Linked DNA regions of Mus musculus: region 1 is linked to region 2. Evidence: chromatin contacts called from ENCODE Hi-C or POLR2A ChIA-PET data. All regions are on one chromosome and are shown on one strand. The core of a region is the stretch at or near the end of the contact, and the rest is flanking DNA. Distances in the headings are between cores, read along the strand shown. Region 1 holds the start of Grk4 (G protein-coupled receptor kinase 4). Region 2 holds the start of Nelfa (negative elongation factor complex member A, Whsc2).

What was found. Hi-C counts contacts between places; a loop is a spot of excess contacts on that map. ChIA-PET counts read pairs that join two places held with the same protein, here RNA polymerase II (POLR2A).
Region 1: a loop to region 2 is called in a map of heart, with 3 times the contacts of the local background. The contact joins the promoter of Grk4 here to the promoter of Nelfa in region 2. A Hi-C loop is called at or near these places in 1 of 37 maps with a recorded cell type or tissue (heart). POLR2A ChIA-PET finds 5 or more read pairs at or near these places in 1 of 5 experiments (embryonic stem cell).

What each region holds. Positions count from the first base shown.
Region 1 is chr5:34,656,859-34,663,905 of GRCm38, reverse strand. It overlaps Grk4 (G protein-coupled receptor kinase 4), which reads right to left and starts at 3,527. Exons shown (of 16, transcript NM_019497.2): 1 at 2,902-3,527. The coding sequence starts at 2,953. Nop14 (NOP14 nucleolar protein) reads left to right here and starts at 3,758. Exons shown (of 18, transcript NM_029278.2): 1 at 3,758-4,055; 2 at 5,897-6,031; 3 at 7,024-7,047. The coding sequence starts at 3,861.
Region 2 is chr5:33,931,379-33,938,408 of GRCm38, reverse strand. Nelfa (negative elongation factor complex member A, Whsc2) reads left to right here and starts at 2,138. Exons shown (of 11, transcript NM_011914.3): 1 at 2,138-2,383. The coding sequence starts at 2,174.

The sequences.
Region 1 (7,047 bases), core at 2,278-4,777, 720 kb before region 2:
CAATGCAGTGGCTTGAAAAACTGTGAGATATATCAAATGTAGCTCTGCTCCAACAGACGAGGCTGGTATAGGCCCAAGGGCTTTTAGTCATCTTGTGCTCCTCACATACTCTACTGTAAACCTTGAGACTAGAAGCTCTGAATTCAACAGCCCACTGCCCAGAGCACCTTATGTTAACATGTTAAAAACACTCATTACTTTCCCTCACAAATTCAGCCTTAAAAAATAAATAAACATTTAATAAGCACACTTGCCAGTGTTTTAGCAGCAGCCACATTCCTAATGTCCAAAGGCCCCACCACACAGACTAGAGCCATCATCCAGCATAGATAGCATTGGTCTGACTTTCATAGGTATGCCCAAGGAGGACAAAGTTGCCACTGAGTGTAAGTCCACTGCTTGTTCTGGTGTTCATGGACAGGTAACCTTCTCTGGGATCTCAGGCCTCTGGCTTCCAGAAAGATTGCTACTGTGGAATTTAAATAGGCTTACTCATCTAGCTAGATGCCAAGCCCATGAATAGGGCTCAGCATTCCTTGCCTCCTTTTATAGGGCATGTGTTTCCCACATCTCTGAAATACCTCAATCTATTTCCTAAACAAGTGAGGGAACAAGTTTAGATAGCAGGCTTTGCTTGTCTCTCCCCGCATCCCCGTTTCTCTATGGTGCTGGGGATTTAATCAGAGCCTTACACAGGTTAGTCAAATGTTCTACCTCTGATACACCCAACTTCTAGTTTTTAATTTCTATCCCTGCCACTCAAGCTAAGATCAGTCAGTGAAGGGCTGAGAACCAAGCCCTCGAATTTGTTCTTTGACTTCTCACACGCGCGTGTGCGTGTTACCCATTTGTCTTTGTTTCCCACGGCTGAGATTATAAACACCATGCCCTGGCTTTTTGCATGAATCCTGGTGATTGAACCCAGGTTTTTGTGGGGTTTAAAATTATCTACATCATTATAATAAAACCTAATGCAATATTCCCTGTTCTCAGACACTGTAACCAGATATGAAGGTAGAAAGAAGAGAAAAACCTAAAATTGATTAGATTTTATTTCCATTAAGAAATCCATTCAAGGGGCTGGTGAGATGGCTCAGTGGGTAAGAGCACCCGACTGCTCTTCCGAAGGTCCGGAGTTCAAATCCCAGCAACCACATGGTGGCTCACAACCACTCGTAATGAGATCTGACTCCCTCTTCTGGAGTGTCTGAAGACAGCTACAGTGTACTTACATATAATAAAAATAAATAAATCTTAAAAAAAAAAAAAGAAATCCCTTCAAGGGAATGGAGAGGTGGCTCAGCAGTTAAGAGCACTCACTGCTCTACCGAAGGTCCCGAATTCAAATCCCAGCAACCACATGGTGGCTCACAACCATCCGTAACGAAATCTAATGCCCTCTTTTGGAGTATCTGTGGACAGCTACAGTGTACTTACATATAATAAATAAAAACTTTAAAAAAATACTGTTTTGAATAGAAAAAGTAAGAATGAGTGGGAAGAGAACCAGGTCTTGGTTTTCTCTTAAGGCAGTTAGGAAAGACTCAGAAGTATGCACTTGCTTCTCTTTCAGTAGAACATTCGACTGTTCATGTTGTTTCTCACTCCAAATTCCAATTAGTCCTTGAAGGGGATTTAAAAAAAATATTTATTTTATGTATATGAGTACACTAGGTGTACAGATGGTTGTGAGCCATCATGTGGTTGTTGGAAATTGAACCCCCTCGATCTGGCCAGAAGATTTATTGATTTATTTATTATTCTACGTTAAGTACACTGTAACTGTCTTCAGGCACACCAGAAGAGGGCGTCAGATCTCATTACGGATGGTTGAGCAGTCAGCACTCTTAACCACTGAGCCATCTTGCCAGCCCCTCAAAACAGTATTATTTTGAATAATAGTATTAATTCAAAAATACTGACAGAGTAATGTCTTTTCTTTCATTTGTTTGTTTCTTTGATGATAGCTCTAGTCTCCATAGTTCTACTATAGTAGAACTCATAGTCTACTCCATAGTTCGCAGACTATGGAGCCTAGACTGCCATTGCACAGAGGATCTTCCTGCTTCAAGCCTCCTCTCTCTGCTCCTTGCTCACAGGGGTTTCAAAGCCCTTAGTTTGGTATTCAATTCTGGACACCACTCACTATAAGAAATTTCTGACAATGTTTCTTGTTAGGGCTTCCCATATTGAAAATAGTTATATTGTCCAATTAAGATTCTTCTTCCTGAAAATCACTTGGAACGTAAATGGACTTGTGGGGTTTTTTGTTTGTTTGGTTGGTTGGTTGGTTTTTCGAGACAATGTTTCTCTGTGTCGCCCTGGTTGTCCTGGAACTCACTTTGTAGACCAGGCTGGATTCCAACTCAGAAATCCACCTGCCTCTGCCTCCCGAGTGCTGGGATTAAAGGCGTGTGCCACCATGCGCCACCACTGCCCGGCTAAAATCAATTTTTAAAAGGAACAAAAAGAAAAATCAAAAACATCTGTTACTCACTGGTTTTTCTCAAAGAATATACTTCACATTCTGTGAGGTGAACACACTGAAGCTTCTTAATAGCGTCTACTTCCCATGGAACCTTTGCCTGGGTAATCCTAGAAAGTGTGCAATGCATAACTTTCCATACTCTGTCTTTCAGATTAGCAGCGCTGAGAGTGAGATGGAACTCAATCAGCCCCTTGTGCCTGTTAGGCTAGCGCTACTGTTTCAAAACAACAAAAGTTAGCCCAGGATCACTGACTGACACCCGCTAAGCTGCAGCTCCAATCCAGAATTGGTTCCAGTAGAATCAAAACTCCCTTATTAGACAATAAGGTACCAAGGAATCAGGATTCTCTCCAAGGTTAAAGTTCCTAGGAGGCGCTACCTTCGGGGAGACGGGGAGCCCGGGGTGCACCCACCTAGACGGGCCTTCAGCAACAGATTGTTGGCCACGAAGTTCTCGAGTTCCATGATCGCTGTCCTGCGCCGTCGCTGCCGCGGTTTCCGACGTCGAACTTTTCGGAGTCGAGGCAATGGAGACGGGGAAGGCTGCGGGGAAGGAGATCCTAAACCCGCGGCAGAAGCCTCGGGGCATCCCTTGTCCTTTGAGGAACGCGGCTTCTGGACGGTGGCCCTCCGCGACAGCGACCGTCTCTGTCGCTTCTTCCTCCGCCTCCTCCGGGGTCGCCACAACTGCCAACAGGAGCGCTGCCGTCGTCGCCGTCGCTGTCGCCGTCGCGGTCGCCGCGGAGATGGGACACGGGTAGGCTCGCTACGGGTTCCAGCTCTGTTGCTGTCCCGGCAAGGGGCTTCCGCTATCGGCGCCGGCGCGCGGTAGCTCGAGCTCCTCTCAGCATCATCGCCCAGGCCCAGGGCGCGTAACTCTCTCCTCAGCGCCGGGTCCTGGGCAGCACTCAACCTTCGCCGCGCCCTACCCTACCGAGGAGCTTACAAACTCGAGAGCGGTCTCCAGCGGCGACGGCGACAGCTCCAGCAGCGGCAGCCGCAGCCGCCAGTTAACTCGCAAGACAGCTGGGCCCCGGCTAACGGTTTTCCTCCAGAGGGAGCCCGAGAGCTCCCCTCGGGGCGGCGTCTGAGGATACTGTGGCGGCTCTCGGGACACTACAGATCCCATAAGGCCCAGCGCCAGGAAGTCGAGGAAGTGTGGCCTCCTGGGAGTTGTAGTCTTTAATCCAGTAAACTGTAGTGCCTGTTTAGTGTCATCCAGGACTTGTGTACTTCTCGCGAAATACGGGAAGCTGACGCACTCATCGCGAGACGAAGCTGGGCGTGGTTTTACATCAGCATCCTATGCACGAGTTTCTTGAACTGCTTGGTCTGTACGCACTGTCGTCCAAAGTGTGGCGGAGTGAATGTCATGGGGAAAGCCAAGCGGACTGGGGCGCGGAGGCAGGTCCACAAAGCGCCCGCAGGGGCGTCCGGAGGCCCGGCGAAAACTAACCCAAACCCATTTGAAGTGAAAGTCAACCGGCAGAAGTTCCAGATCCTTGGCAGGAAGACGCGCCACGATGTGGGCCTGCCCGGGGTGTCCCGCGCTCGTGCCATCAGGAAGGTGAGGGGATAGGCTCTACCCAGGTTCTGCGTACTATGCCCAGTGGCTAGTGAAAGCCATTTGGGGAGAAAAAGATTTATTTGGCTTACACTTATATATTTCCATCATTGAGGAAATTAGAGGCAGGAGCTGATGTAGAAGTCATGAGGGGTGCTGCTTACTGGCTTGCTCTCTATAGCTTGCTTAGCCTGCTTTCTTAAAGAACCTAGGACCGCTGCTAGCACATAGGTGGGCCCTCCGCGGTCAATCACTAATTAGTAAAATGCTCTTTGGGCTTGCTTGCAGCCCGGTCTTATGAAAGTATTTTTTTCCAATTGAAATTCCCTTCTTTCTGATGACTATACTTTGTGTCAAGTTTGCCTTAAACTAGCCAGCAAAACGATCAGGACTGAGGCATAACACTGCCTCTCCTTTGCTTGATATCGAATGCGCTTCCTCTGGAAACCCTTCCTCCTTGGGATCTTCCAGGTATACATTCTTCTTGACTCTTCTTGGAGCTTTTAGGGCCTAAGAGTCAATCTCTTCTGAGCTCTGAGCTGCCCTGTACCACTGCTCTGTATGCTTTGACCATGACAGTATTCGTCCCGTGGATAGGGTTTACAGAGTATGCTCTTTGAATGTTTGGAAATTGTCCTTCCTCTGAATTTCATGAGCTTGTCCCTTGGGAAGTCACTGGAATAGTACCTTTTGGGGATAACCTCATAGCTTCCATCCTTGTTCTTATGGCCCCATCTCAAGAGTATATTGTACCTTCCTTTCAAAACCAGTTCAACAAATGGCATTCTCTATGTAACTGCTGACGTTCGTTTGACTTTAAAAAATAAAAGTTTGTGAGTGCCGTTTGTGCTGTGGCTTTAATCTCTGGGGAATCGGAGACAGGTGGATCTCTGAGTTTAAGGGCTTTATGGTGAGACTCAAAACTTCCAGTTGAGTCTCAAAAAATAAATAAAAGAAATGAGTAAGTAAAAGGCAATTCATGGTTACTTTGAGAAAATTAATAGGTTAGACTTATTGGTAATGTTTGTAAAGGGGATAAGTAAGACCTAGCCTTTGCCCTTCACAGCTACAAATCTGTACTTTGTTACAAAGGATCCAGTTTACATGAGATCTTTAGATTGAAGGAAATTTCTTTTTTAAAAAAACTTAATTACTAATTTTATTTTAAATTTAATTTAAATTTTATTTTTAATACATTTATATTATAAATAATAAATAAATAAATAATAACCTCACCACTATGGTATTTGATCACATCTGGGTCTGTCCTTAAAGGGAATCGCATTGTAACTTTGTAAGGAAATTTCTTTTTCTTTTTGCTCTTTCGAGACAGTGTTTCTCTGTGTAGCCCTGGCTGTCTTGGGAACTCACTCTGTAGACCAGGCTGACTTGGAACTCAGAAATCCGCCTGCCTCTGCCTCCCAAGTGCTGGGATCAAAGGTGTGCGCCACCACTGCCCAGCAGGAAATTTCTTTTGAATTGGGTAAAATATCCATACTGCAAGGAGCTGACACTGTCCTGTGTATGTCCTGTATGTGGTTCAATGCATGCATTATAAAAAATACAAATGACTGTCTAATAATTCACCAGTATAAACTATAGGCCAAGGATGGCAGAGAGGACATTTGAAAATAGAATAATGTGGCATCTAACAGAACCACATCAGCTGTTTCTAATTAAGCCTTGAGTTTCATGCAGTATACCTGCCACATGTACTGGTTATTAGCATTAAATAAAGTGGCAAACTGTATTCTTCTCAACTTTACAACCCCTTCTGGTGGCCACCTCAGTGAAGATTATAGAGATTTTATGTGAGAATCATTGATGTGTGATGTGTTTTCCAGAGAACCCAAACTTTACTAAAGGAGTACAAAGAAAGGAACAAGTCCAATGTGTTCGCAGACAAACGCTTTGGGGAGTATAATAGCAACATAAGCCCAGAGGAAAAGATGATGAAGAGATTTGCTCTGGAGCAACAGGTATGGAAAAAGAATGGCAGGGACGTCTTTGCTCTAAACTTTACACAAGGCCCGCCATGGTGAAGGGTGCTTCTCCTTGTTCACCTCTGAGTGGTTTGCCTGCCATGTACAGGGGATATGTCTCAAGGGGTGTGTCCCATCTGCGAAGACAAAGGGGAAGGTACTTTGAAGAGTCGAAGAGTTACTAGTAGATAAATACCTTTACGAGAGCAAATAGCAAATAGTAACGTGTCAGAGTCGGCTGAGGTCCTGCCTTCAGCTTTGTTGGTTGGAGGAGTGAGTAGGGAACCATTGCCAAGGGGGAGACTGAGTAGGAGCTTAGCTTAGCCGAGTTGACTTAGATAAGAATTTTCTCCATCCCATAATCAGCTTCCAAATGCTGACATCATTGCATACACTAGCAAGATTTTGCTGAAAGGACCCAGATATAGCTCTCTCTTGTGAGACTATGCCGGGGCCTAGCAAACACAGAAGTGGATGATCACAGTCAGCTATTGGATGGGTCACACGGCCCCCAATGCAGGAGCTAGAGAAAGTACCCAAGGAGCTAAAGGGAACTGCAACCCTATAGGTGGAACAACAATATGAACTAACCAGTACCCCGGAGCTCTTGTCTCTAGCTGCATATGTATCAAAAGATGGCCTAGTCGGCCATCACTGCAAAGAGAGGCCCATTGGACTTGCAAACTTTATATGCCCCAGTACAGGGGAACTCCAGGGCCAAAAAGGGGGAGTGGGTGGGTAGGGGATTGGGGGGGGTGGGTATGGGGGACCTTTGGGATAGCATTGAAAATGTAAACGAGGAAAATACCTAATTAAAAAAAAATTTTCTCAACAAGTTCTGCATGTATTTCAATCATCTTTCAAATGATCCAGAATAATTTTCATACTGATCATGTACGGTCATATCTCTCATATAGTGGAAAATAACTAATTTTCTAGGAAATAAACACAATAATTTTAAGTAACTGACGTTAACCCTTTTTGTCAAGCGATATCATGAGAAAAAGAACATC
Region 2 (7,030 bases), core at 889-3,388:
CATCACGTGTCCTTTCACATGCTTGCCTTAGCAGAACACCCTTTCTCCAGTGTCTGCTTCAGCCAAATGTTCCTTCATGAGTCTGCCTTAATCTTTCACCCGTGTCCACTTCAGGAAAACACTCCTTCAGATGTATACCCCAGCAAAACACCATCCAGCATAACTGAATTTCCAAAGAACCCTCAAGTTTCCACTTCATTTTTGTAGACAGGCTTCCTTCATGTAGCCTTGGCTGTCCTGGGACTTTTTCTGTAGACCTGTCTTGCCTCAAACCTTACTGACTCTGCCTCCTGAGTGCTAGGATTAAAGATGTGTACCACCACACCTGGCAATTATGTGTAGTGGCAATTTTCAGAATTCTGATATTTTGCTTTCTTTAAAAAACACAGAAATATTATGTTTTTGTCTTAATATTAAGTGTGGGGATATGGGGCTGCTTTGTAGCAGCTGACTGATTAGCAGAGCCATGGTTTTGCCAGCTGCAGATAGTTTCTGTGTTTGTGTGGCATTTGAAATTCTGGGAATTTTTCAGAGGGTATATAAATGCTAGAGCCCTGATAAGTGGAGTTGGTGATTGTTAGCCATTGGGAGCAGGGGGAGGGGATTGTGGTTTGTTAGTAGCGGTGCTCAAAGAAGAAACTAGATTCAGGGATCTCTCTCTCTCTCCTCCTCCTCTATCCTTCCTTCTCTATCTAATGATAGAGGGTGAAATGGATGGGAGGATGAAGGGTGGGAAAAAGAACCCACAAAGTAGCAAAAACCTACTTCAAGGATGAGCAACATTTTTTTTTTCCAAGACAGGGTTTCTCTGTGTAGCCCTGGATGTCCTGGAATTCACTCTGTAGACCCGGCTGGCCTCGAACTCAGAAATCCACCTACCTCTTCATCCCAAGTGCTGGGATTAAAGGTGTGTGCCACCACCACCAGGCAAGTCTGAGTAACTTAAAGTGTCAGGAAAGACCACTCCACTACAGCTGTCACCAAATGCTGGATACCTGAGGCTCCCAGTCCCTTGAATCAGGCAATTCCACAGTCTCTTCTGTCAATAGTTGTTAATATAACCATGGGAAGTGGCCTAGTGAGTCTTATGCCTTTCCAAGTTTCCTCAGGCTTGTACATTTAATTACCATGCTAAGTCTTAAGAGCTGCTCTCCCCTCTTCATGAAATATTTCAATTAGGAGAAAACAATTTACATTTAGTTATATATTTTCATTCTGTGGCTCAAAATGGACTCAAACCCTCCTATCTGAGCTCAAATTCCAGGAATTACAGACATGAACCACCACTCCCAGGATACTTAGTGTTTTAAGAGATTCGTTTCACTATTTTGCACAGGATGGCCTCTACCTCCTCGGCCCAACCGATCCTTTTCAATCTCCTAAATATCTGTGACCAGAGTCGTGCCCTACTGCCACTTTTGCTGACACTGCCTTGTGAGTGGCCTAGGGCTTTAATCCCAGTACTTGGGAGGCAGAGGTAAGTGGATCTCGGAATTTGAGGCCAGCTTGGTCTACAGAGTGAGTTCGAAGGATGGACAGAACTACACTGTCAAGTTCTGATAAAGAGAGACACTACAGGGTGAATTTAGGCTTCTCAGCAGCTGTGGAGGATCAGCCTTTGAAAGACCGTACTCTGAACTACTTTGCAATTGCCCTGATGATTAACCACAGCCATCGCGACCACATAACCATGGGAAATGGCCTAGTGACATCCCCGACACGGAACGGACCTGTATGCGGACCTGAGGCAGCACTGTATGCAGGACGGGCAAGGGCCATTCAAGACTGTCTGTGGAGAACGAGCCCAGCGCGCTCTCCGGACTCCTTCCAATGAGCCGCACACCGGGAAACCAAACTGTTGCGCCTCACTGCGGTACTCTGAGCGGAACATCTCGACGACACACGGATGCGACTCAAATGGCTACGGCATTGCCCGGCGCCCTAGTAGGTGCCGCCATCATGCGTTACGGAAACCCAGAGTTCTTTTCGCGGAGACTCACCGCCCACTCCCTGTTCTTGCGCCTCGGCTCGAAGCCTCCAGAAGGCGGGGCCATTTGCAGTTGCACTCGAGACCCCGCCCCGCGCCAACGGGTGCCGCCATGTTGGGGGTCCTCGCCGGGGACACGTAGGCGTCCGCGTAAGATGCCGGCCGACGCGCGCTGCCGCCGCCAAGATGGCTTCCATGAGGGAGAGTGACACCGGCCTGTGGCTGCACAACAAGCTGGGCGCCACGGACGAGCTGTGGGCGCCACCCAGCATCGCGTCCCTGCTCACCGCCGCGGTCATCGATAACATCCGCCTCTGCTTCCACCGCCTCTCCTCGGCCGTGAAGCTCAAGCTACTGCTCGGGACGCTGCATCTCCCGCGCCGCACCGTGGACGAGGTGAGGACGCGGGCCAGCCTCTCTCCGGCCGGAGCACCGCTCCTGCCTCCCGCCGGCTCCGGCGCCGCACCTTGCCCTTCTCCCGCCGGCCGCGCGCAGCTCCGTTTTGGCGCCGTTAGCCCCTACACCTTAGTACTTCCAGCCGCTGGGCGCTGTCGCGTTCGGGGGTCGTGGGGCCATGGCCACAACAGCCAGGCCCGCCCCTTCCGCAGTGCTGGATGCTTCAGCTCCGAAGCTACTCTTGGTTCGGGGCTGTTAGTGCAACTTTCCATGTGACTGCTGACCTTAATTTTGTTGCTTTTGCCTTACCAAATATCAGTCGGCTTGCGTTCATCTCTATTCTGTGGCGTTTTGTTTTGTTTTTGTTTTTTGAGACAGGGTTTCTCTGTATAGCTCTGGCTGTCCTGGAACTCACATTGTAGACCAGGCTGGCCTTGAACTCAGAAATCCGCCTGCCTCTGCCTCCTGGGATTAAAGGCGTGCGCCACCACGCCCGGCTATTCTGTGGCTTCTTTTCAGTGTACTCTTGTTCCACATTGCATCTCTCTAACTTATACTATGCTTTGCAAATACATACGCAAATAATATATGTATAGTTTCACTGTGTAGCCCAGGTTGATCTCATACTTGGTATCCTCCAGTCTCAATCTCTGGAGGTCTGGGCCACTACATCTGATAGCAGCTAAAAACACCGAGTTACCTTAGTTTTTAAACATTTCCAGTTATTGTATTATTTTTATATCATTAATTTTTATTGCTGCACTATACCATATACACAAAACTGCATATTTATTCGGTTTAAAAAATACTGAGAGCTAGCTAAATGACTCCTGTTATCTCCACACATGAAAACAAGGCTGGTCCCTCCAAAGCACCTCCATTCCTCTTTCCTGCAGGAGGCTTTTTTTTTTTTTTTTTGGTTTTATTTTGGCAGGGTTATCAATCGTGTGTGCATTCCTAGCACACACGAGTATTTGGGGTTTGCCTCATTTGAATTTAATACGGCAACAGGTTTCCACGTTATATTCATTTTCCGTGTGGTGTGGGTGTGTCTTCTGTTGGTAAACACCTGGACAGATTCATCCAAGTTGTTGCAGACAGTTTGATTTACTCCGAATTATGGGGTTCCATTCTTCAAGCAGACAGCAAATGGACGATTAGGTTGTGGCTGGTTTTTCTCATTCATTTTGTGTGTGTGTGTGTGTGTGTTTGTGTTTTTCTGTTTCATGTTTGTTCTGTTGTGACTGATACAATACATGTTCATGTGAACTCTAGAAGTAACATTGGAGGTGACAGTAGGATTATACCAGGTGGCCTTTCAAAATGGTTTTATTGAATTATACTCACTAAAACAAGTAGGTCAGGTATTTAGATATTAGTAGGATTGTTTGGTTGAACTTTGTACTATTTGCTTGTTCTGCTGCTTAGCTTTCTTTTTGTGTGTGAGTTACCCATTTTGACCCGGATTGTCTTTTCTTTTCCTGACTTGTTGCTTTGGAGGAATACTCTTTAATTGGTGCTCACCACTGTCCTAGTTCCCAGCTATGGCTTAGCTTTCTGAATGGCCTTGTTCAGGAAGTACTCCATTTTTGAGGTGAGGTGCCTGTGGTCTCCATGTGTCTGTCTGTCTGTCTGTCTGTTTCTCAGTGTGAAGCTGAGTTCAGTTTTACAGGTGGCTGTGATGGTCCAGCACCACCTGCAAATGGTTAGCTTTTCCGCCCTGCTGCTCCTGCCTTCTTTTTTTTTTTTTTTTTTTTTTTTGAGTCATTTGTGTGTCTTGCTGATAACCAGCCAAGCTACTTACTGTCCCTTTAGTGTGTTTTGATGTGTGACACACAGGGCAAACCCTTCACTTAATCTTCAGGAATGGCTTCAGCTTTTTTTGCAGCCCCTGGCACTTCTGTCTGTCAGTCTGTGTCTTAGTGTATGTGTATCATTTTCGTGTTTACATGTTCATTTATGTGTGAGGCCAGAGTTGCAGCTTAGGTGTCTACCTCTGTGGTTCTGCATCTTTTATTATGAGACAGTTTCTCAGTGAATCTGGAGCTAACCTTTTGGCTAGACCGGCCAGCCAGCATAGCCCTGGGCTGCCCCTGTCTCCATCTCTAGTACTGTATGTACCCACTGAGCAAGACTTTTTATGTGACTATGGCAATCTGAACTTAGGTCTGCGGACTTCCGGAAGCACTGTATCTAACTTAGCCATGTCCTTAACTCATGGTGTTAATAAAATAGTCTTCATTGTTAATTGCTTTTTAGTCTTTGTTGCAGTTTTCCTCTTAACCCAGCTAGCTCCCATTTATTTAGCAAGTTCTGAGGGCACAACAACTGAGCAGTATTACTTATTATAATCTTCTAAACTAATCTGGCTACCTCCCAGCCAAAATCCCTGAGTACTTGCATTTTAGTACTGATCTGGTTCTCTGGGCTCCAGGTTTTTTCTCATTAAGTCTCCTGGACTCTCCACTTCCTCTCTCTTTTCTCCCTTCCCTTCCTTCTCTCTCCTACTCAGTCACTGGCTAATCAGCTTTTATTGACAAATCAGAAAATAAGATACAGAGGAAGGAGATACTTAGAATAAGGATTGCAACCAGATACAGGAGCACAGAAATCAGCATTTGAATTATACATAGATAATGTTTAATAGAGCACAATAACATTATGCCTACTCTTAATAGTATAAAATCTTGGAACCTAGAGGTTTGGGGAGTTATTTAGAACCATTAAGTTCTATGATTATCCTAGATTCATACATGTCTTTTTTTTTTTTTTTTTTTTTTTTTTTTTTTTTGCTAATGGTATATAGAAATCCTTTAGGTGACTAGGATCTGGGCTAAGAGCAGACGGTAACCGTTCTTTCTGTGTAATCGGGGTTCATTTGGCTTTTTGGGTTTTGTTTTTTTTGTTTTTTTAACCGTACTGTATTCACTATGGACTTGTACTGTTGACCCTCCCTACCTTGACATCCTGGATTCACCTGTTCTTCCTTCTCAACTGCTGCTTTGTATATTTTGGGTTCCTATTCTTAGGAATGCTGTAGTTGTTACAGTTACCTTGTCACTGAACAGCAGGTGGAGTTCTCAGAATTTGCTACATTTTGTCCTTAGGCCTTTTTTAAAAAAGAGTTTATGTAAATTGTTTCACTTTATTTTTTATTGTGAGGCTTGGGGGGGTCCAACTTGGGGTTCAATAATAAAGACACAGATATCTGTGTAGTATACTGTGATTGGCCAGTTTGCTGGGGCAGTCCCTTAGCTAGCCCATCTAATTCAACTGACTCCCCTGCCACGGTGTCTCTCTGTGTGGCTCTCCTGTTCTACTTCTCTGCCCTACTTCCATTCTGCTGCTGTCCCACTTCCTCTCTGCCTGGTTGTTCATTCCCAGCTCTAGCTGCCAGCTCTTTATTATGCAAAACGTCACATTTGGTCTGAACCAATCAGCAGCAGGACAACATCTGTCCATCTCTGGGTGTTCCTTTTGACATATAAGGATTATGTAACTTCCCCCAAGACAGCTTGCTTTTTTGGGCAGGTGAGGAAGCAGCAAACATTTATATATGCTGTTAGGCTGGCACCAGTGGCACAGCAATGAACAAGTGAGAATGCAGAGACAACCTACATGACCACTTGATACAGTATGTGTGGGTTATCCCAACATCTTCCCCTTTTAGTCCAAGGAATGCCTTTCTCTCCAACATCAGTAACTATATACAGTAAGGACAATTGTGCAAACTATTACTGTTAGAATTATATTCACAGTGTCCAGTCCATTTGTCCTATCTTGAGTCTAAAGTTCTGTAGAGGGTTTGTCTCAAATGAGCAAGGGAAAGAAACCTGAAGTGTATTTTTTTTTCAAAGATTCTTTATTTTGTGTATGAGTACACTGTAGCTATTTTCAGACGGACCAGAAGAGGGCATCAGATCCCATTATAAATGGTTGTGAGTCACCATGTGATTGCTGGGAATTGAACTCAGGACCTTTGGAAGAGCAGCCAGTGCACTTAATGCTGAGCCAAGCCATCTCTCCAGCCCCTTAAATAATTGTTTTTAAATCACAATTTAAGTTTTCACATCCTCCAACCTTTCTAACTTGCATTTATGAACCTTAAAACACCTTCTTAGACCCAAACATTTTCTTAGAGCCTTCACAACTTAAGCTTTTATGTCTTTCAACTTTCATAAACTTTACACCTCTTTTGTGAGTTTCTCTTTCTGAATCTAGTAACAAGGAAAACTGTAAGACAAGGATGTACTAGGACAGTATAACCTGAGGCCTGATTTTTATACCTGAAGGGAACTTAAGCCTTGGTTTCTGCTGTTCACTGATAAATCTTTCACTAATCTCATCTTCAAATACATCAGGGTTTCACCTGAGTAACCAGGAGTGCAGACCAAGCAGCCAATGGTCTATAAGATGACAGAGCCTTACTGGCTACCTGGACAGTCACAAGGCTCCTCTTTGGTCAGTGGGGTACCCATCTTTGGGCCACCAGTCTCAGAAGACTTGACAGACTTTCCTGTGAAGCAGGAACTTAGAGGGACTGTCCACCTTGTCTAGGCAAAGTGGGACAATCAACTCCCATGTGTTGTACTTGTCCATCATTTGGACAGCGTGTTGTCAGCAAATAGTCAATGGTTAGCTTTGTCA